Regions from separate parts of the Homo sapiens genome. Here region 2 is linked to region 1. Evidence: chromatin loops called from intact Hi-C (ENCODE). Cell type or tissue: GM12878. All regions are shown on one strand. Links, peaks and the distances in the headings refer to the core of each region. The heading gives the core; the rest is flanking DNA. Region 1 overlaps KIF6 (kinesin family member 6). Region 2 overlaps KIF6 (kinesin family member 6).

Region 1 (11,989 bases), core at 1,687-9,686:
GATAAAAAATCAGAAACCTCCTCTCCATGTGTCTACTAGAAGGGATATTAAAAATGAAGTCAGTGGCTCTCACCCTTGGCTGCACACTAGAATCACCTGGGACTTTTACAAATTCTAATACCCAGACCATACCCTGGACCAATCAAATCAGAATCTCTTAGGATGGGACCTAAGCAGCAGTGCTGTGTATGGGGGTCTGGGGAGAGTGGGGTGGGTGGGGGTGGGTGTGTGTATCCACAGATAGTTCCTTTTGGGAACACCTGGATTAAATGAAATAAGGCAAGTGCCTGACGTACATTTAGTGCCCAATGAGTGTATGCACCACCTTTGAATTGTTTGCTGCTACCCCATCTCTCCCTTTTCCAAACTTGCACAAGAATAGTATTGTATCTGTCTTGGTCTTTCAAAGTGTATCATAGGTGACTTTGCCTTAGAGTTAGATAATTCGTTTTTGACTTCATGCTGACAAAGGCAGAACTCTCTTCTTTTCTCTCTCTCTCTTTTTATTTTATGTAGTTATTTTTTTTTTTTTAGAAAAGGCCTCGCTCCGTCTCCCAGACTGGAGGACAGTGGTACAATCATAGCTCACTGCAGCCTTGAATGCCTGGGCTCAAGCCATCCTCCCACCTCAGTGTCCAAAGTGCTGGGATTACAAGCTTGAGCCACTGCACCTAGCCCTTTTCTCACTTTTAATATACCATCTCATTATTTATTTTGTTACTTTATCTTCCAATATTACTTAACTTCTCTCACCTATAAGCCCCAGAATCTGTCGGTTTAGGAAGAATCATTACTTCCGTGTCTCTAGGGATTTAATTTAGCCAAACCTTCTTGAGCACTTCAGAAAAATCAGGGTGGAAATAAAGTTTAAGGAATAAAGGGAGTTTTTAAAAATAGAATACAACTCATCCATTTCAATTCAATTCAATTCAAATGCCTTTCTCTTTTCCAAGCATTTTTAATAAGCTCACTTAAGAGTCTTGTTGAAAAATAAATAAATTACACTTGTTTTCATTAAGAGAAAAGATCTTTTTCCATTTTTGCTGGTATTGTTGAAGGAAACAAAAAAGAGTCTAAAACTTGGCAAAGGAGGACATTATTAGTGACATATTGGTCACAGATGTGCTGGTAGAGCTACATTTTCTTCCTGCCATTAGGATTTTAAGTGCTCACAAATTACATATGAAAGTCCAGATAACTTTCTTACAAAAGGGAAAGATGAAAAAAATTATGATACTTGCAAAATCTTCATTTTTAAGATATTCTTAATAAGTTTTTATAAAAAAGAAAATTACACATGTCCATCTGCTAGTTTTTCTTTTAAAGGAAAAGTAGTGCTGGATGATGCCAACATTTACTTAGTGTCAACAATTCCAAATGTTTTAAACGAGTGAAGATACCTGAGATACTCTTTGGCAATACTTGTGAATAATAAGATTTCCTTTCCTTAACAATTCTTAAGAAAATCAAGAAGGCAAAATTTAAGAGGTAGAAAGGAACTCTCTTTAGTAACTTTATGACTCAAATCTGTAGGCCTGTGAAGCAGAGTATGAGGAGTTTAGCCAAATTTTGTTCCACTGCAGAAAGTCCTGAAAGGACTTTAGGGAGAGTATTGACAAGCCAACTCTGGAAACAGGGTTAGGATTCACCTGGGAGGAAACGGTGTTGGCATCAGGATGCCCATTAAGGTAGTTGTAATAGAGGAATGTAATTCCAGATCTAAGGCTCTGACTAAAAGGATGTAATGGAAGGAAAGGTATGTTGTAAATGAAAAAGGATCAAGAAATGGATTTGAGAGGCATTAAAATAATAATGGCAAGCTAAATCTTTATTATAAGACTTGAAAATTTTTTATTCACCTTGATGAGAAAACTCAATAGGGGAATAACTCCTAGAAGGATGACAGATGCCTCAATTTTCATCACGTTTAAGTTGGTAAGTGAACCAGTTTGAAATGTCATGTAAATTGAAAGTGATATGAAATTGAACAAAGGAATGAGTTCACTGCCTATGTAAGAAACTGAATCATGACACAGAAAAAATATGGCCTAGTTTCCTGATATGCAGATAGAAAATTATTATCTGTATTTTTAATTCAGAAAGAATATGCATTCTAAGATGATTTAGCGATCTGATTATTACAATGACAGGTGGCTTTAAATCAGGAGCTTGTAATATATTTTTCAGTCTCAAAGCTATTTGATAGTACTGTGAAGGGAATGTCAGTGTTTGATTCTAATCCAGTGCTGTCTGGTATCTTGTGTGTTATTTGCTTTTATAAGTTCAAGACGTCATACTATACAGCTTTTTAAAAGCCTGTAGGGAAGACTTCAAGTTCTTTTCATTCTCAGCAGTACCTTGTTTTCTTGCTTCCCATTTGCTTAGGAAAGTGACAATACTGGAGGATCCTGATCAGAACATTCACCTGAAAAACTTGACTCTCCATCAGGCAACCACAGAGGAAGAAGCTCTGAATTTGCTTTTTTTAGGAGACACCAACCGAATGATTGCAGAGGTAATAAACTTCTCTCTGCAAGCTGTTTCTTCAACATTATAAGATACAGTATCTGAAGCCAAGGCAGAAAAAAAAAAGATATAATAGAAGTTTAGGGCCAACAATGACCTTAAAAATAATCTCGTCCAAACCTCACATGCAGATAAAGAAACCCAGATCTAGATAAGTGAGGAGACTTTCCCAAGGTCACCCAGCTAGCTAATGAGCAGGAACAGAAATCTAGACCCCTGGATTCTCAATCCACTGCTTTTTCTACTTTAGTGTATCTACCTTTAAGTTTTTATTTTTATATTCTAAGTTGTATACAAATTGGTTTGTACATTAATGACAATGTATTACATGTCTTAATTGTAGGAAGTTTTGCATATTTTCTAAAATTTAAAAATACTCAGTCCATTTTTCCTAACCTGAAATCATCCATATGTTGGCATGTGTTTACATATCCATATGTTTTCATTTAGTTAGTGGGTTAATATGTATAAAGTACTTAGAACAATGCATTGAACATAGGGAGTATTCTATGCATTTGCAGCTATTGTTGGCATATCTGGTAACACCACTATAGTGTGTATATCTCAGTGCAATATTTGGAACATGCTTATATTTAAAATTATTCATTGTTAATCTGACATTCAAATTTAACTGAGTTCCTATTTTATCTGAGAATTCTATATAGGAGCTAGGATTGACCCAGCTTGGTCAGGGGCCCAAATTGTAACTGGTTTCTGATTGCAGATGGAGGGTTATGAAGCTCTCATCCAGCTACACTGTGGTGAAGGGAATGGGATGGTGGTGGTGGTGGTGGTGGTGTGGGAACAGTTCCCCAAATGAACAGCTTACTGTTTTCACTGGCATTTTCTTTTTAAACCACCCTTCCAGAGTTCTGTATTTTACCTTGTCTCTGATAACAAGTATTAGGTAGGCATAGTAAGCTGAAAGCATAAGTAGTCCGAGAAAAATCTCCGTCAAGGGACCTTTTATTCAGCCCCATGTCTGCCCTCTAGAATGCCCTGCCTTAGACGCAAGATAGACCAATGCAAACCAAATTCAGATACTGAAAGCATCGTATTGATATCTGTTATTATTTTGGGCCCTTAGTTTTTGTTTTTGTCACAGTTGTTTACCAGTTTTGCATCAATACTTTTCAATAGACTAGCTAACTTATATAGGTTGAGTTTATGTGCCATATATATGGATTTAAGGTCGCTTAAATTTTTACTTTTATTTGAAACAACATTCACGTAGTTTTAAATCTCAGAATATTTTGTTTTGCTTTACAAATTTGTATTTGTGCTCAGTACTCCAACATTTTGCCCATTTGATCTTTGTGATGCTCTTATTTGTCATAATAATCGAAGATTAAGGAATAAAGGTTGAGTAAGAATTTGGGCGTATGATGACAAAGGATTTAGCATGCTCCACTAAATCCTGTTCCTCCATATATAGTTTAATAAACAGCAAACGAGGAGATACAGAATAGAAATGGGTCCTGTCCACCAATGCTTATGAAAAAGAGAAAAGATAGATTCATAAACTTCTATAAGGAAAACAAGTAGAGGAGCCTGTTGCCGCCTCAGTGCTAACTGACTTTCTTTCGGAGGCGATCCATCCCTAGAGAAGTACAGGCCTCATCCTTGCCAATTACTTTCCCTCACCTTCAGTGGGTTATGGAAAGGCCCTTAACCTGTTCCACCATGATCTCCAGTAGCTTAAAAGCTTGGCCATTTGCTCTTTCAAAGTTATGCATGAACTTTAACTACATGGTTTCAGGCTGGGGTTTTGCAAAGTTTTAAGGAAATTCCTTTGTGAAACTTACCTGTCTTACCACCTTACAAAATTCCAAGTCTTTTTTAAAATTTTTCTTTTTAATTTTTTATTTTTTGAGACAGTCTCACTCTGTTGCCTAAGCTGGAGTGCCATGGTGTGTGTGATGGCTCACTGAAACCTCCATCTCCCGGGTTCAAGCCATTCTTGTGCCTCAGCCTGCCAAGTAGCTGGGACTGCAGTCATGCGCCACCACACCTGGCTAATTCTTTTGCATTTTTGGTAGAGACAGGGTTTCGCCATGTTAGCCAGGCTGGTCTGGAACTCCTGGCCTCAAGTGGCCTGACCACCTCAGCCTCCCAAATGCTGGAATTACAGGTGTGAGCCACCGCGCCCAGCCAGAATTCCAGGTCTTTTCCTATTACTTACTGATGAGTGTTTAATATTATAAATAGCTGAAACCTGAAGAAGGCTAATCCTAATAATGCTGGTTGTGCATTAATTTTTGTTTAATTTGTTTATTTTTCCTATGTAAAGCCTGTTTTATTTAAAAAACCAAGTCTAATAGGTTTTGGTTGCTTCTGTGCTTGCTTTTGTCTTTTCTTTGGTAATAATAATTACCATGTTACAATGACAGCCTGCTTAGTGTAAGTCTTTCCATTGTTGTAGACATGTTATATATATATTTCTAAATTATTTTAAAAGTATACCCAATATTTAGCACCTTAGTTTATACCTTGAAAGCAATGAAAGCAAATACATAAAAATATAAATGACAAGTAACTGTCAACCACTAGAAATTCCTTATTATTCACAGTCTTCTAAAAAAGCATGTTTTGGATTACAACCTGTCAGAATGCAATTTGTCAGCACAGAACGATCTTACCAGGATAAAAAGAACAAACGAATCATTTTTTTAAAAAACGAAGTTCCCAATTTCCCATTTACACAGAGGAATCCAGAAGTTGCCTTGGTAACCAGAAAACATTTGCAAAACAAAGTCTGAATATGTGGGACACAAAGTGGAGTGCTCTTTCCTTTCATGTTCTTTACCCATAGCCAGCATTTTAAGGAAAAGTTATTAAGAGTAGCTTCAGCCTCTTCTTATTTATTCAGAACTCTTAAGTAATTTCAGCAATCCTACCAATGTTTTGAATAAAACTTGATTATGTCCCTAGGATAAATTTTTTTTTAAGTTGAACTGCTGGGCCAAAGAGAATAAATATTATAAAAGCTGAACTGTGTGTGACCCAGCATCCAAGTCCACCAGTCGCAAGTATAACTTGATACTTTTTTTGTCTTATAGCTGAAATATTTCTATCAAGTCATCAAATCTAACTGAAGAAAGCAGCCTGCATTCAATGATCAGGCCATGCATAGTGCCATAGATAGGACCATTTGCCCCTACCTTGAAGGCATAGTCCTACCCATGGTCTAGGGCACTCTGTGCCCAAGTATGGTCCTAGGAAAACCTGTGTTAGAATACCCTGTGATAATTAAATGATGCAGTTTCTTGGATTACATTTCTGGTTGATGGATTCAGAATCTCTTCCATGTGGAGCCCAGGAATGTGCATTGTAGCATTTTAAATGTGCTCAGGCTAAATTTGGGAGCAGTCTGGGCTTTACCCTTAAGAAAGCTGGTTGAAACCCACTCCCAGAGGCAAAAAAAACCAAGCAGGTCTATATTCTGCACCCTTGTCAACACCACAACATTTGAAAATTCTGCCAATTTGGTAGACAAAAAAAGAAATCTTGTTTTAATTTGCATTTTGATTACCAAATACTTTTATATCTTCGTTGGCCATTTGCATTTCTGTTTTTGTTCATGTCTTCTGTTTGTTTCTCTCTTGAAGTGTTAGGTTAGGTCTGATTGATCCGTTGACCCCATGAGGGCTGGAACTTCATCCTATTCAGCAGTTTGTTGTACTGTGTACTGGCAGCTGTAGGAAGTGAATACTGTGTCCGAGTGGTCTAGCATATAATTTCTTATATAGGTATTACCTGGTGTAGTTATTGACCTGGATGGATTCTGGAGCAATAATATGCTGTATCTGGTATAAAACATTTGCTGTGAAACTGCTTGCAGGGGACCTTTGGTGAGAAAGGAACACTCGGTGCCGACTTTGGGAAAGTCCGGGGTCCCCTGGGTGGGCAGCTTGCTTTCTTTCCGCCTGGCTTCCTTTCCCACGTGAATGGTCAGGTGACTTCCTCCAGTCAGTGTTGGTTCTACTCTGTGGTTTCTTCACCATCTCCTGCCATCCCCGCCAAGTAGTGCTGAAGAGCATGAGCTTTGGAGACCTTCTTTTCTACCCCTGGCTCCACCCTTTGCCAAGTGTGTGTCCTTGGACAAGTCACTTAACTGGTCTAAACTGTACTTTCTAACCTGTAAAATGGGCATAATAATACCCACCTTCTAGGGATATAGAAACAATTGAATTAAATAACATTTGGACAGGCCCTGGAGTTCTTAGCTGGCAACTATTTAAAGACAAGACTTTCGTCTTGTTCATCTCTATTCTCTCAGCACCTGGCAACTAGTAGGTCATCAGTTACTGATTAACTGTTTTGTGGAATTCATGAGAGAGGAAGACCTGGTGATTTCAGGCAATAAGACCTCCAATGTCAGGCCCAGAATTGAAAGTGATTTTATGGTACACTGTGCCTATTAGTGAGTACTGAGAACATCACAGATGACTTCAACATTTTGTGTGTGTGTGTGATACTTCAAATCTTTTGAAAGAGGTTACTTTCCAAATAATTAGCCTATCAACAAAGTTTATGGGATTTATAAATAATTTCCCCAAGAGGGATTAGAGGTCTTTATACCTAATTCTTTGCTTGAAATAAAAGACATACAGACACTCCCCAACTTACAATTTTTCAGCTTTAAATGGTGCGAAAGTGATATGCATGCAGTAGAAACTGTACTTCAAGTTGTCATACAATGATTCTGTTTTTCACTTTCAGTACAGTCTTCAATAAATTATATGAGATATTCAACACTTCATTATAAAATAAGGTTTGTGCAAGATGATTTTGCCCAACTGTAGGCTAATATAAGTGTTCTGCGCACGTTGAAGGTAGGCTAGGCTAAGGTATGATGTTCAGTAGGTTAGGTGTATTAAATGCATTTTCAACTTATGGTATTTTCCATTTATGATGGGTTTGTGGGAACATAACCCCATGTCATAAACCGTGGAGCATGTGTACTAGATTTATCTGAGTTATGCTGATGTGCTTTGTAAGCTCTCAGGCTTTGCACATTAGCAAACTTTTGGAGTAAGTTGTATGACCTTGTGGAAGTGCAAATAATTGGGAGACAGGGTGTGAGTTGGGGTTAATAGGTTTATGTGAGTTATAGGAACAGCTGTTCTTGGACGTGTTGTCTAATAACATAAGGATAGGGCAGGAAGGAAGGAGTAGCTTTATTGTGTGATTGTGTTTGTTAACACAACTTTAAGCCCCAATCTCCTTGTGGGATGTGTGTGGAAAACAAGAGGATTTTGGTTTCAATTAGTTCCAAAATCATTAAAGGGATACTGACTAACACATCCTCACAAATTTTTGTTTGAAAGATATGTTAGTTATATATAATTAGCAAGTTTGTTATAAAATTTGTGAACCTGGTTAGAGCAAAATATACAACAGGCAAACTATATTTTGGCCTTGATCTTATTACAGTAAGAATAGCATGTTTAGCAGGGCGCAGTGGCTCTCACCTTTAATCCTAGCTGCTCAGAAGGCTGAGGCAGGAGGATTGCTTGAGCCCAGGAGTTTGAGGCCAGCCTGGGTAACATAGTGCGACTCCACCTCAAATAAATAAATAAATAAATAAATAAGAATAGCATTTTCTTCTTATTAGGCCCTGATAAGTAGCTAGAAGCCTTAGTAAAAGATATATTGACAATTCTAACCTCTTTTCTTATCTATTATACATACCTACTAGGTATAGAAGAAAAGAAACTTTAATTTTGAGCACTTACTATATGACAAGCATTTCTTTCTTGTTCTTATATTTTATATATGAAATACATGAGAAATATACAGTGTTCTTTAAATAGCACTTCTGTGTTATAACACAGTTTGCATTCTGATCTAACCTGATTTAATGGTATTACATGAACCATGAGATTTGTTCTAAAACATCGATTAAAATAAATGAGTGGTATGGAACAGCTATTATTAGAATTTTAAGATTTATATACTCCATATACATTATTAAAAGAATAGTCTTTTGGCTATAAAATTTAGTCCCAGAGTTTCTTCTGATCTTTAAAGTTCTCATCTCGAATTAAACATAGCATATGAAAGTCACTTTTACTCTATTCAGTATTATTGACATTCACCAACAACAGCAACAAAAAATGAAAGAGAGGAGAAAAAAGCCATCTTCAGTGAAACAAGGAAATAGCCATAACCTCAAACTATGAGAAAACCTGCCAAATACTATGAATTTGACTTATGGTGAGAGAGGGTGCTGAGAGCCAACTCATATGTCCTCCAACCTCAGGCAGGATAGAGTTTCCCTTTAAAGAAAGGGTCACAATTCTCAAATGCAAATCCAATGATCTTTTGGTTAGAGTGATGAGATCTGAAACACAGGCAAGTATGGAGGAAGACTCTGGGAATGTTATATAGATATTCATTCTAACTATAGAAGGTGGATCCAAAGAAGAAACCTTAAATACAAGCCATTTTTATGATCAGTGATGTAGGCTCATGCCAAAGAAGATGGCCTTTGGTGAGTGGGGTTCAGGGAGTTTGTTATTTAAGGGACTTAACTGTGAGCCATCCCAGACCTATTCATGTGAAATATTGAGGAAAGTTTATGCTCTTGAGGCTAAAGACATAACAGATGTAATGTAAAAGTATTCAGGATGTAAACCCAATATGAATATTTCCTCACCTATCCTCTAGGCTACTCTTTAGGAAAGGGATAGTCATGTTCAAAGATAAAATTATCAGAAAGAAAACATCCCACAACCTATTTATATATATGGAGTAGGTGTCAGGGCTAAGGAACATACATCTGAAGGCTGATTAAATCAGAGAGCACAGGGCTTGTTCTTCATAATCTTAAGTATGTTATTTAAAGACAATCTTTGTTTTTTAAAAAATAGCTTAATATTATAGAAGAGCCCAAAGAAAAAGATTACAAGACAAAGAAAAGCAAACTTGAAAAACTTCAGAAAATAAATGAAAGAGAAAAAGCCATTAAAGAGATTAAAGTGCCATTAGAAGTGAATAGAAAGGAAGAAGAAGAAGAGGAAGAGAAGATATAGGAGAAGGAGGAGGAGGGAAAAAGAAGAGGAAGAAACGTGACTGAAAAATAACTAAGTATATAAAAATTAATGAGAGAAGGTGTATCTAGAAAGAGAGACAAAGGAGCATCCAATTATGCATAGTTAGAAATCCTGAAGAAGGGGAGGGAACAAAGGCAACAGAAAAACTAGAGAAAAGTTTTCTGAAACTTGGAATTACTTGAATCTGCAGATGAAAAGGACGTAACTGAAAAAATTGGAAGAGCTCAAAGAAAAAATTGGAAGAGCTCAATTCCAAGACATCCTCTATTGAAGTTACTAAATTACAAAGCTAAAGAAAGAGACTTAAGGGCATCTAGTCAGAAAATACAAGTCAACTATAAGTGAAAATAAAATAGGTTGTTATGCCTACCACTGGACATCTGTGCTTCTAGAGTTCTTTCTTCGGCATCTGTACTCTGAGTGACATTGTCCTAAAATTTATGTCTGTTACTGATCTTGATGTCCAAACTCGAAGATTGCATTGAGTGCTATCCCAATAAAGTTTCACAGTATATATTTTTTTTCATTAGAACAAAATGATACAAATGGATATCTAAATTCTCCTTGGTGTGTTATCATTACCTGTGTCTTAATTGTTTATACACAGGATAGTAAAAGGTAATTTCAGCTTGTCTATAATCCCAAGGTATGTAGTATGTATAAAAAAGACAGTTTGAATAAACTGCTAAAATTCTTAGGATTGTTAGTTCTTTTAGCCCCATAATATTATTATTCCACTTATGTGAATAGTCAGACTTGGAAATTTTTAAGCGAAGGCTGAATTTTAATAGGAAGAGAAAAAAGAAAAAAATTCAAACTCAATTTAAAAGATGAAAAATGGACAGAGTAGACAATTATGATAAGTTACTGTTTTGATGGCTAAATTTAGCTTATAATTCTTTTTGCAATCAAGTGAAAAATACAGCAGGGGGTTGGGCAGACATTTTGGGTTATATAATTTTCATTGTTCAGAGAGCAAACCTTAATGCTTGTGGAGGATATGATGCTATCTAGCTCAAGAATGATGTGTAAGAATGATAATTGAATGTAGTTCCAATTAAAGATACAGGCAAAATTCCTTCTCAGTTTCCCATATGTACCACAATTTAGCCGACTTAGATTTTGATATAAATGTGTTTGACTTTAATTTGCCAAATCCTGGAGAAATGACCCTTAGGGAAGTAATCCAAATCCTGACATCCACAGAGGAAACTTCAACAGAACCACTAATTCTGACTTTGTTTTCCCAAAATTTTTGAGTCGGCCAATAGATCTTTGAGGATGTAAAAGTCAAAAATCCATCAAATTGATTCCAGACTTGTTAGGAGGGATACACAATAAAACATACTAGACCTATTCTTATCATAAAGGTGAATCATAATTATTAGAACATTCTTATTATATGTTCCAGATTGCTCCAAAGTTTGTTTTTAAATTTTAAATAAAATTGGTGTGTCTAGTCTATTTCTCTTTTACAAAACTACTTTGACAACATGCTGGATAAGAAAAAGACCTAGAATCCTGCAACTGGGGAAAATCATTTTGACTACTTTCCTAAAAGCCAGGTATCTTATAAACAGAAAAGTCAGAAAGAAAAATGAGAAGTTTAGGATCATTAATTCCAGTAGAGGAATATCCACTCAGGAATATTTTGTTGCTAGGCAGTGTGTTCTGAAACAACTCCAGAAAAGTTCAAGGTAGGTGTTTGTAGGGTCACGTGCTAAACCACTAGGTTTGGTCAGGTCTCACTTTTCCAGGCTGAGTTAGAGTACATCAAGGGCATAGCAAGCTTCCTAATTCAATTCATTTAATATGGGAAGAACTATATAAAGAATCACTTAACCAATAGGTAACAGATTCGGTAATTCTTCATTAAGGGTGAGGTTTAACCTGAAAGGCCAAGATGCCAACCCAGAAAACATTTAGAAAACCACATGGAAGTTAGCATTTTCAGTCTTCAACTCAGATAGAGCAAGTGAGCAGAGGAACAGATCAATTAGAGTATCAGTGTAGAAAGTGTTATCAGACAAGGAGAACTGAAGTGGAAAGCTGAATTCTAGATCCTGTGGTTGCTATTGTTGTTCTTAGTTGGTTTGTTTTAAGGAGTCTCAGGCATATGCTTTATAATGTCCTGTTCAATCGAAAAGAGATTTCCTTTATTTGATCTATTCTAGATTAGTGGAAATTCCTGTCGAGATATTTTACTCCAAGATAACAAAGTGATTGAAAAAAAGATTTTGGTACACAGGAATGGAATAAAAGGTATAAGTTATGGCAAGAAATAAGTAAGTGGTACCCTAGAAAATTTTTAATATGATATACAGAGGTTATTTGAATCATTGAAGGCTGCATTAACTGTCTATAATCATTTTTGAAGTGATTGAAAACATTAGTTTAACTAAAAG
Region 2 (11,989 bases), core at 2,380-10,379, 250 kb after region 1:
CAAGCTGCAAATGCCATATGGGATTGGGGCACAGGTCATGGATTTCGGTTATTAAAGGGCAGACTTCACAGGCCAGCACCAGGGGAAGACACTAAGACTGTCTCTCAGCCCCAGCCCCAGATCTGAAAGGCATTCATGGAAAAGAGCAACACCTTCAAATACCAACGACGAGTCAATACAGACTTCAATAATCTGCCCTGTGGCTTCCTTCATTATTGGAATCACTTACAGAGGAAAGAGCACCAGCTTTGAAATCGGACAGAGCCAGTTCTCCCACTAGCTCTGCTTACCAGCAGTGCCATCCTGGGCGATTACTTCCTCTATCAAAGCTCAGTTTCCCCACTTGGAGTGGGAGTTGTAGATTATACAAGACAATACATATGAAGTTCCTAACCCATGTAGCAGCTGTGCGATGGTTATGGTTATTCAGATTTTATCAAGCACCTACAAGGGCCCGATGCAGGCAGTTTCAACCTTACAGAGAGTGTGCTTTCCTGGTTGCAAACCCCTGAAGCCCTATTTACTTTTATCACAGTGGCTCCCAAATGTCTGGAAAGCAGGCAGGCATGTAGGGGACGTGCTGGCTCCTACACACCATCCTATCTAAACTTCTGTAGGGCCTGTATTCTCAGTAACTTCTGCACAGAGTACTTGCATTGAAACTGGGCTTGAAGCCATAAGCAGTGTTTCTTAACAAGGGGTGAGCATTGGAATCACCAGGGGACCCTATTGACAAATTTTAACTCAGTAGGTCTGGAGTAGGGCCCAGCTGTCTGTGTGCTTTTACAAGCTCCTTAAGTGATTCTGATGTGCACCCCCAGTTGAGAACCATTGAACCAAAAAAACTATTCTGCACATTTCAAATATCAGATAACTGCGTGGGAGAGAGAGCGTTTGAGAGGAGGGCATGGGGAAGTGGGACAAGGAGTTGCAGAGATCTTTCCAGTAGAAATTATGTCAGGAAGGAGGGGGTCCACATCTTGACTGGCCTTCCCAGCAAGAGCCCCTCTGGTCCTTGCACGGCTAATTCCAAAACACCCGTGACTTCAGAGATAAGGTCAGCCTGGGACTGTGCGTCTGTGCGTCCTCCCAACTTGAAGCTTCAGTTACTGTTTGACTGCTCAGGGCTTCTTCCTGTGTGCCATTCAGACCTACAGCCACTGAGTGAAACCCTTCTCTTGCTTTTGTACTGCTTTGGAGGCAGCTGCCTCCCCACAGATGAACAGTGTGACCTCGCAGGCCACTCGGCACTGTGAGCTCCTGTGCTGCTGTCCCAGCCAGAATCCTGTCCTTGAAAGGAGGGCTCCCTGTGCCTCCTGTCAGGTGATGGGAGGCTCTGTCCCTGGCCAGAGTCCCCGTGGGGATGGAGACCTACAAAACTCAAATGCCCTTTGTAGTTACTCCCTCTTCTTCTGTTCTTGCTCAGTGGCTTTTATTTGGTTCCCTTTGAGTTCCCAGCCCCTATTTCTCTTCAGAGGTTACTGATGAGCCAAGCCTCAGAACATATCAGAAGCAGCCAGAGGCTGTCTCCTGGTGAGGCTGCAATGCATTTCACCAAGCAGACATCACCTTGGGCAGCAGGCCCATTTGGTTGTCATGACAACGTGGGTAGTTTGTGTCGTGGAGTGTGCTGTGCCCTCATTCTGGCTTCCCAAGGTCCCTTGCCCCAGCTTTCTTTCCCAGACCCTTTCAACAGACTCCCGGCTTCCTGGCGCCACCTCCACATTAACTGTTGTTCAATTTGGAGTAGCTTTGTCTTGATCAGCAAAAAAAAAAAAAATGCTCAACTTAGCTTTCAAAGGAATAGATCGAGCCCATTCCTCTCCTCAAAATACTCCCATCTCTCTCAAAGCCAGTGTCCTTACCATGGCTCCCAAGATCCTCCAGGGTCTGGCCTCAGTTTCTTCACTGACTTCAGCTCCCACCACGATTTCCCTTCCCAACCGCTCCTGGCCTTCTCATTGTTGTTAGATGCAGCAAGCAGGCTCACACCTCAGGCCTTTTGCACTTACTGTTGCACATTCTGTGCCCCGATTTCTGCATGCCTGTTCCCTTCCTCCATTCAGGTCACTGCTCAAATGTCCCCCCACTTAGAGGCCCTCACCCACCCTACCTAGCATGGCAGTCTTCCACCCTGTCATCCTGTCTTTTTACCCAGCTTTGTCTTTCCTCATAGCACCTTCCGATCCCCAGCATGATGTTGCAGACTCAATTGTTTGTGGTTTTAGTGTCTGTCTTCCCCACTGGAATCCCCCTAGAACAGGGGCAGGCACATAGTCAATGCTCGATAAACATTTGTTAAATAAGCGGATGAGTGACTAGACTTGGATCCAAAGCCTGGCGCTGCTATTTGGTAGCTTTGTGGCATCGCACAAGCCACCCAGTCACCCTAAGCCTTGGTCTTCCTGATTGTGAAGCAGAGGTGATCATGTCTGCCAGCTGAGGTGGTGAGAATGAAAGTGGTGTTGCGCAGGGAATGGGCTCAAGCGACTCCCCAGATGGCGTTGATGTTATCATTCTGTGCTTGTGTCAGCTGCATTCAGAATGTGCTCCTTGCCTAAGGCTCCCGAGCACCCCACACACTTCCAGGGCACCTGAGACTCTGTGACCTGCCAGGGAACCTGCAAGATGCCCAAGGAAAAGACAACCAGTCATGGGCTGAGGCAAGAGCCTGCCTCCTACAGAGGGGCTCTGCGTTCACATGGGGTGACCGCAGCCTTTAAATGGAAAAGCAGGCCGCCCTGGCCGTCCCCCCTACCTTCTGCTGTCTGTTCACCAAGGCCTGGAGACTGCCTCTTCTGGCCGGGTGAGATGGCCCTGTGTGAGTCCAGCAGCCCTTCCTCCGCCCGCCTCCAGCAGTCTCTCACGTACTGGGCTTGCAGCAGGACGTCTAGCCAGTCACCGCAGAGTGGGGCTTCACTGAATTTCTTGGGGGTGTCCTTGGGGTGGGGACAAAAGTGTTAAAAGGAGGAAGGAAATTCACAGTGTTACTTTTTTAGCAGGCTGGAAGATACCTGGGCCCATTTCTGAAACTTTTTAAAAAGGAATTGTTTGTCCATTGAAAGTCCTACCATTGTCGGTTTCATATTAAGATACTTCCTTCAGTTTATCATGTCTGATGACTTTCAAAGAAGGCAAGGCCAGCAAACATGCGAGGCACTGAGTCACCCTCATGGAGTGACTCATGGAGTCTGAACACAGCACTGGGGGAAGACACTAAGAGCAGGAGGACCCCAATCTCTGCCCTTGAGGGCTTCCTGTGCCTGAGACTTGGGGGGCTGTGGGTGATGTGGACAGGCGGGCTGCCTCATCTGAGCCAATAAATTGCACCAACACAGATGACAGTGTGGACTTCAGGTGGGATGTTGATGGTATCTGCATGTCCTGTGTTTAGATAATGAAATAAGACACTTGCTCTGCCTGTCGATTTAAAGTTGGCAATTGACATAAGGAAAAGGGGGGTCAATGGCACCTGGAAGATGACAGACAGAATCGTGATCCAGTTAGCATAGTTATCAGTAAGCTAATGACACAAAAGACACAGGTAACAAATGGGTAAGGGAGTCAAAGGGGAAGAATAATGGCGTGACAGAATAAGGACCTCTCAGCAGACTAGGCTGCCAATAAATGTGAAGTGTTGCCTTTGGGATCAAAAGGACAATCACACTGAAACAGGACGCATTTTAACAATCACTTATTTTTAAAAAATGCAAGTTTTAAAACTGACCACAAGCTTAATAGGGGCCAACCACGACAGAGCTGCTAAAAATCATAAGCAGTGTTGGGGAGGCTGTCTGGTAGAAACATTTAGCTCCTTGGAATCAGAAAAAAACAAATGGGTTCACATCCCAGCTCTGCTATTTAGTAGCTATGTAACCTTGAGTTATCCATGGCCCTCTCTGAGACCAAGAATCTAGCTGAAAGAAGATGGCAATGCCATCCTTGAAGGGTTATTTTGAGAATTAGCAATAGGGTACATGGAGGACCTAGCCCAGTGCCTAGTAGAATTTGGCAGAACTTAGAACATAGAAAGTCCCCAGTAAATGGTCATTGTTAGTAATTCACCTACTACAAAAATATAGAGCTTAAATTTTTAAAAGGTAAGAGGAGCCCTACTCTACTCTATACCTTTCAGACCCATGGAAGTATTATGTCAAGACCTAGCCTTCACACTTAAGATAAATGGGAAAGTAACCAGGTCACTGAGACTTCAGGTGAGGGATTGAGCAGGAGTCAGTCTAAGAAAAAAAAGGGGGCTGGGCGCGGTGGCTCACACCTGTAATCCCAACACTTTAGGAGGCCGAGGTGGGTGGATCATGAGGTCAAGAGATCGAGACCATCCTGGCCAACATGGTGAAACCCCATCTCTACTAAAAATACAAAAATTAGCTGGGCGTGGTGGTGTGCACCATACCACTACCACACCACCCTGGGATGGACTACATCCCAGCTACTCAGGAGGCTGAGGCAGGAGAATCGCTTGAACCTGGGAGGCAGAGGTTGCAGTCAGTGGAGATCGCGCTGCTGCACTCTAGCCTGGTGACAGTGCGAGACTCCATCTCAAAAAAAAAAAAAAGTTCCAGACACATGTGATATTTTGATGTTGTTGTTCAGATATTTAAGGGACCATCAGATTAAGAAGAAAGATATGCTACACTGCTCCAAAGAGCCAAAGTAGAGGTGAAAAGAAGTTAGCGGGAAATGTCTTGGCTCAAAAGTAGGAGGAAACAGAGCTGTCCGCCATGAAATGCACTACCCTGCAAAGTAGTGAGCTCCTCATCCCTGCAAGTATTTGAGCAGAAAGCAGATGACCCTCTGTCAGAAATGTTATACGAGGGATTTTTGAATCCAAGTTTCCTGAAGTTAGCCACATAACTTGGGCAGTTTACCCTCTTTGAACCTCAATATCCTTATCTGTAAAATGGGCATAATAACACTTACCACAAATAAATGCTATAAGGATTCAGTCTGAGCATGTCTGGAAGCACATGGACTGTAGCAGAGTCTTCCCTACATAGAGTAAAAAGCAGGGCTGTACGACTTCTAGGATGTTGTCTGTGGAGCTCAGAAAAGCAGGGCAACCACGAAGAGACTCCTAGAAGAATAAAAAGTCCCCACACTCTGGGCTAGGAGACAGCCAGCTTCAGATGAGCACACTAGCCAGAGCAGGCAACCAGGCACCAGTGGCAGTCATGTGGGGGAAGACAGAGGTCGGCATCAGCAGGGACGCAGACACACGCAGCAGCTGATCCCTGCTGACGTGCTCAGCCCTCCCCTGGGCCTCATGATGGTCCCATCGCCAAGGCTTGGGCTCATCCCTGGTTGTGAATTAACATGGCCTGCGTTCATCAGGCTTGAGAACCACTGCTGCAGAGGGAGTGAAAAACAGGAGACACGATTCTGAGGCTGGAAATTAAGCACCTCCACTTGTGCAGAGAAAGATGTCAGATGGTTTAGAGAGGTTTCCTTTTTTTGTGAAGGGCTTTTGTTTTTGTTTATCTGTTTGTTTTTGTTTGTTTGTTTGAGATGGAGTTTCTCTCTTGTTGCCCAAGCTGGAGTGCAATGGCATGATCTCGGCTCACTGCAACCTCCGCCTCCCATGTTCAAGCAATTCTCCTGCCTCAGCCTCCCGAGTAGCTGGGATTATAGGCGCCCGCCACCACGCCCAGCTAATTTTTGTATTTTTAGTAGAGACGGGGTTTGACCATGTTGGCCAGGCCAGTCTCGAACTCCTAACCTCAGGTGATCCTCCTGCCTCGGCTTCCCAAAGTGCTGGGATTACAAGCGTGAGCCACTGTGCCTGGCCCTGAAGGGCTCTTTATCAGAGGATGGGGAAATGCTATTTTGCGTCTTCCCTGGAAACTCAACAGGAAATGAATGAGCTCAATAGTAAAAGGATTAGTAGACACAGAGGAAGATTCCCTTCCAGTGACAGATGTTGGCAGTGGGAGGGACAGCAGAGGGACAATAACCCTGGAAGCTGCTCCTCTCAGGGCTTTCAGCTGAGCAGAGGTTGCCACCAAGAGGCCCCAGAAGGAACTCACAGAGGCTCCTTTCTTCTTGGGGTGCCCTTGAACTCTGTCATCTGCCCAAATATCACACTCTTCCTTTTACCCTTCTTTCTCACCATCCCATTGGCACCTTCCTTCTACAGGAATCTCGGAAAACATGGCCGTGCCTCTGATGCCAGACCAGCAGGAGGAGAAGCTGCGATCACAACTGGAGGAAGAAAAGAGAAGGTGCCCTTCCTTTTAGCCACACACAGTCCGAGCCCAGCCTCCCAGGGTCTCAGTGTCGTCCTGGAGCTTCCCAGGGCTGCAGCTACTCAGGGATGTGGGTCCAGCAGCTGGATCCTAGAACAGCAGGAGGAGGAGGGGCTGCCTTTGAGCAGGCAGGTGTGAAAGGCAGGACCCCAGGCAGTGTGAGGTTAGAATGCAGAACAAGCCAAGCCAGGCCCGGGAAGCAGCTGGGCTTGTCCACTGCTGCCACCTACGGGAGCCAAGAAATATGACCACGGTGGTTTTCCGCGTGCCTATGGCTGAAGTCCACTTCCCTCCGAGTCCTGAGAACGTCATACTCTCACGCAGCCGCAGGCATTTGGGGTCTCCAAACGACTTCACTTACAGAGTGAGGAGCCTCAAGCATAAACAGGCATGTAGCCATTCCTGATATACAGCATGGTCACCGAATCTTGCTCCACATGCTGATCAAGCTGCATCCACTCATTCATTGATGCATTTAGCACATGTGTGCTATCTCCTCCATGCCATGGGTAGGCTCTGGAGAGACTACAGTCATCTTCCCTGCCTCAAGGAGCTGGTGGTGTCACTGCAGCACACTCCCTGCCCCACCCCAACCCCCAGCTGACCTGGCATGCACCACCGCCCCTGCCCCCCGACGCACACCCAGGAGATCAAAGCCCCAGGCGCTGGTCTTCAGGTCGCTCCTGGCAGATGTGCAGGTGTCTTCCTACAGAAGTCTACCTGAGCACACACGCTGCTGTCGCTCTCCACTCCCTTGGGGCCCTCGCCAGTCGTCCACCTTCTCCCTCGCTCTGTTCATTTTCCTTAGTTTCTTTCCAACACCCCCCGCTTTTTTTTTTTTTTTTTTTTTTGAGATGGAGCCTCACTTTGTTTCCCAGGCTGCAGTGCAGTGGTGTGATCTTGGCTCACTGCAAACTCCATCTCCCGGGTTCAAGCAGTTCTCGTGCCTCAGCCTCTTGAGTAGCTGGGATTACAGCCACGCACCACAACACCCAGCTAATTGTGTATTTTTAGTAGAAACACGGTTTCACCATGTAGGCTCAGGTTGGTCTCAAACTCCTGACCTCAGGTGATCCACCCGCCTCAGCCTCCCAAAGTGCTGGGATTACAGGTGTGAACCACCACACCCAGCCTCCAACCCATTCTTCTTGTGTCTCTACTCCATCTTCATCTTGTCCCCTTGGCCCACATTTCCAATCTCAGTGTCACCTTAGAGGCCAACTTATCTCTTCGGCCTGGCTATTGGACTGTTTCCTATTGGACAATTTCTGATTCATTATAGCATTCTCAAAACCAATATATGTATGCGTTCATAAGCACAGTGTTACTTTTGGTCCTCAGCATGAAGGTGAGCCAGCGGAATGGTGAGGCAGTTAAGACTGTGGTTCTAGAACCAGACCACCTGGGTTCAAATCCTGGCTCCTCAGTTATCTCTGTCCCATAGAGCAAGTTATATAACCTCTTCATACCTGTCTCAGGTTCCGAATCTGTAAAATGGAGGTGATAATCATAGTATCTCCTTCATAGGGTTGTGAGGAGAATTAAATGAGTTTATATATGTTGAGTGCCTGCAGCAATGCTTATCCCTTAGTAAGTGCTCAGCAAATGGCAGTTCTCATTCTTGGGGGAGAGGCTATTCATCTCACACACAGATTCCCATGGGCCTACTGGACCAAAATGTCTCCGTCTGCTTCTCTGTGATGGACTCAAACCCTGGTGCCATAGCCTGGCCTCCGAAGCTCCTATAGGGTCCCAGTCCCTGAGCACCAGGGCAGCTCTGACGGGATTCTGAGGCACGGGCCCCATTCATTTACAGCCCTGCATCCATGCCGTGCTTTCAAGACAGCAGTGCCCTGACTCTTCCCCGATTCCACCGCAGGTATAAAACAATGTTCACTCGCCTGAAAGCCCTGAAGGTGGAGATCGAGCACTTGCAGCTGCTCATGGACAAAGCCAAGGTGAAGCTACAGAAAGAGTTTGAAGTCTGGTGGGCAGAGGAGGCCACCAACCTGCAGGTATGGCCTGGGGAACATCAGGGAAGCTGGGGAGGGGCCAGTCATGCAGCCCCACTGGGGCTGTCAAGAGACACAGTGGGGGCTTTGACCCACAGGCCCCCATGGTCTCAGCCCCTGCTCATGAAGCAGGTGCTCACTGTAGTAACAAGGATGACAAAAGGGCAGGGGTTCATTGTTTCCTTGCTGTCATGCCTAAAATTCTGCCTGATTAATGGAAAAATTAGGGATAAAAGATGCAGCTCCCAAAAATCAGTGGGTTTGCCACCAATGCTTTGTGTGATATTCTCCACTGATTTCCTACTGACATTTATTGTTTTTCTTATCATAGTCATATATATGTGAATATGAATTATAGAAATTTTACTAGGCAGAAAAACACAAAGAAGAAAGTAAAAATCACCATAATTCCTCTACTTAAATGTAATTGATATTAACATGTTTGATTATATTCTTTTACCTTGATTTCTATGCATATATATCCATATGTTTTTGTACAAATAGAATCAGGCTGGGCACGGTGGCTCATGCCTGTAATCCCAGCACTTCAGAAGGCTGATCACCTGAGCCCAGGAGTTCAAGACCAGCCTGGTTAACATGGCAAGACCCTGTCTCTACCAAAATGAACATAAAAATAATTAGCCAGGCTAATTATGTGGTAGTATGTGCCTATAGTCTCAGCTACCTGGGAGTCTGAGATGGGCAGAGTGCTTGAGCCTGGGAGGTCGAGGCTGCAGTGAGCAGTGATAGACCCACTGCACTCCAGCCTGGGTGACTGAGCAAGGCCCTGTCTCAAAATAATAATAATAATAATAATAAATCACATAGCTGTTCAAGTATCGCAAATGGCTTTTAAAAATTAATTGTATAGCATGGCTACTTTTTCATGTTATTATCCTACAGCGTTGTTTTAATGGCTGTTACTGTTCCATCATGTAAATATGTTTTAATCTCCTATCGCTGAATATTTAGGTTGTTTCTAGTTTTTTACTCAAAACATATTTGCAGATAATTTTTTGCATATTTCCTAGACAAATTCTTAGAAGTTTTCTGTTTGATGAAGGCTAAAATGACCTTTCCATAAGTGTTAGCACAAAATCCCAGTTTCAGTTTTCCTCATGTAACACCTCAGTTGTGGCACAGCGGAAGTGCTAAAATACGCACAATCAGATCCCTTTTCTGGCTGGCAGAATGCTTACTGATTATCTGACAGGCTGATCCCTTCATTTTAAGGACAAGAAAACTGAGAGCCAGAGAAGATGATTTGCCAAGGACATAGCCAAGCAATAACCAGTGTGATAGCAAGTGGCCACGCGGCAGGACAATGGAGAAGAATATTTGGATAAAATTAAATACACGAGATAACAAAGAAAACTAGTTAGAATGAAATACGGTTATCAAAATATTTTGAGTTATGGTATAGTAATACATGTACCACTTTTAAAACGCACTAATTAATAAGATCTAGGTGTAGGCCCAATATTTATCATAACTTCAAAGTCATGATGAAATGACACAATATTTCAAGATCTCTACACCAACTGTCAGGTGATATGAAAATATGCTTGATTTCCGTTGGTGACAAAGTCACAGGTATTGCTAATACTTTTGTGGTTTCTTGTCTGCATTTATCACTGAAAGAAATAATTTCAGGTAGCAGCTAGGGGAAATGCAGCTGTGATTGGCTCCCATCCACATTGGCAGAGCCCCTGGATTCTGTCTGTGGACTCCAGGTTAAGAGCCCTTCCTGGCAAGTTCATCAGTGAATGAGGCCTTCCCCAGCTGGTGCCCGAGGGAGTCCACCACTGACCGGTCGACAAGGGTCATACCAGCGAAACTCAGGAAGTGTCCAGGCAAAGCTGACACATTCAGACAGTGTATGACTTACAGAGACAGCGAAAGCCAGAGTAGGCAAGGGTGTCAGCTCCATGTGTCCCCTGCCCCACAGGATGTCACTGAAACAAAAGGGACCAGATGACAGCAAGGGGGATGGTGGGATACACTGGTACAGAGGGGCCAATTCCATGCTGCCCCTGAGCAGTTCTATAGCCTGCAGCTGTACCCTCAGTGGGCAGAGGCAGAAAGCTCCAAACCTCATTAGAACAAGAGAGGTGACAAGAAACTTCTAGGATAGCCTTCTGGGAGGATAGGGAAGCAAGTGGGAAATAACCTAGTAGCAACCACTCACAAGCTTCCTGTATGCACTCACGTTCCAGGAGGCTTACAGGGCATTCTGCCAAGACTTAGACCAGCTGTGATCTATGCCTTGCTCTTGAGGCCTATGTGGGGACATGCAGCTTGCAGAGCTGTTCCCCTACACAAAGTGCTCGGTGGATGTCTCCTGACTTTAGTAGGGGGTCTTTGGGACAAGGAGAAGCAAAACCAGAAAGTATTTTTGAAGAATGAAGATAACATTTTAAACAATTTTTTCCTATCTTTAAAAAGGAATACATGTTCAACGTGGAAAACTTGGAAAGCACAGGAAAGCATAAAGAATAAATTAAACATTACCCATAATTCTTTACCATCCCTAGACAATATGTTGAAGCCATCATTATGGTCATTACCATGTCTAGATTTGTTTTTGGCCATACACCTTGTGTACACTAACTTTTATAGCTGGCTTGTTCCCCTTAAGAATTACATCAAGGCCGGGTATGGTGGCTCATGCCTGTAATCCCAGCACTTTGGGAGGCCAAGGTGAGCAGATCAACTGAGGTCAGGAGTTCGAGACCAGCCTGGCCAACATGGCAAAACACCGTCTCTACTATAAATACAAAAATTTGCCGGGCATGATGGCGGGTGCCTATAATCCCAGCTACTCGGGAGGCTGAGGCAGGAGAATTGCTTGAACCCAGAAGGCAGAGGTTGCAGTGAGCTGAGATCGCGCCACTGCACTCCAGCCTGGGCAACAGAGCGAGACTCCATCTCAAAAAAAAAAAAAAAAAAGAATTACATCAAAAACATCTTCCTATGTCATTAGATTCAAGCTAACACTGTGAAACTCCTTCTGGGGCCAACAGGTAAATTCTCCAGCAGTGAATTCACTCGATCACACGAAGCCATTTCTCCAGACATCTGACTCCCAGCATGAATGGTCCCAACTCCTCTCTAACAAAAGGTAAGGTGAGAACTCACCGGAGGTGTTAGAGTTCCCAGAAAAGGCTCCCTACCTTTCTGTTTAACCTATTCCTGTGGCTCTCATGTCTCTTGATAAGCCATATGATCCAGCAGGATTAATTCCTTTTACTGTTTAATTAGTCGTAGATACTCAAGACAGTGGCTTTCAAGTTGGTTGGAGTGCACACCCCTTCAGTCCCTCACTCTGACAGCCAGTAGACCTACTGCCATGGTAACAAGAGACAAGAGGTTTCACAATCAAGCCCTGGTCCTGCCTCCTGAGTGGGAAGAAGGGATTGGCAGGAATGGAACAGGGTCATAGCATGGGAGAAGGGGGTTTGGGGGACAGTGGTGGTGGGACAGTGGGTAGCCCGCCTACTGAGACACAGGGGAGCTCTTCGTCCTAGCCAGGATCCAGGTAGCCTCCAAAAACACCACATGAGGATGGCCCAGAGCCAGTCTCCCTACATGATGGGATGACCAGCAGGGACTCTACTTCCCCACAACCATGTTATTGTCTCTTTCCAACCACACAACCCAGGGGGTAGCACCGAGGAAGCACGCCTCCTGCCATTGTCCATCTGATGCCAGAGG

The links. A loop is a pair of places that touch in the nucleus more often than their neighbours do. Peaks named below come from ENCODE experiments on the same cell type or tissue, not always from the same donor. Only the 100,000 strongest peaks of a DNase experiment are listed, where the experiment ranks them.
Region 2: a loop joins it to region 1, with 3 times the contacts of the local background. A loop is called at or near these places in 2 of 110 quality-filtered maps.

What each region holds. Positions count from the first base shown.
Region 1 is chr6:39,603,715-39,615,703 of GRCh38, reverse strand. KIF6 (kinesin family member 6) reads left to right here. Exons shown (of 23, transcript NM_145027.6): 6 at 2,386-2,515. Among named protein-coding and RNA genes, the nearest start is that of KIF6, 120 kb to the left of the region's middle. In GM12878, for the core only: no CTCF peak of the experiment used is centred there; DNase peaks (open chromatin) are centred at 6,593 and 6,663.
Region 2 is chr6:39,356,684-39,368,672 of GRCh38, reverse strand. KIF6 (kinesin family member 6) reads left to right here. Exons shown (of 23, transcript NM_145027.6): 17 at 6,155-6,239; 18 at 8,143-8,278; 19 at 11,299-11,396. It overlaps LOC107986594 (a long non-coding RNA gene), which reads right to left. Exons shown (of 4, transcript XR_001744111.2): 3 at 2,759-2,939. Among named protein-coding and RNA genes, the nearest start is that of KCNK16, 40 kb to the right of the region's middle. In GM12878, for the core only: CTCF peaks have their summits at 6,031 and 6,478 (motif pointing left); a DNase peak (open chromatin) is centred at 6,481.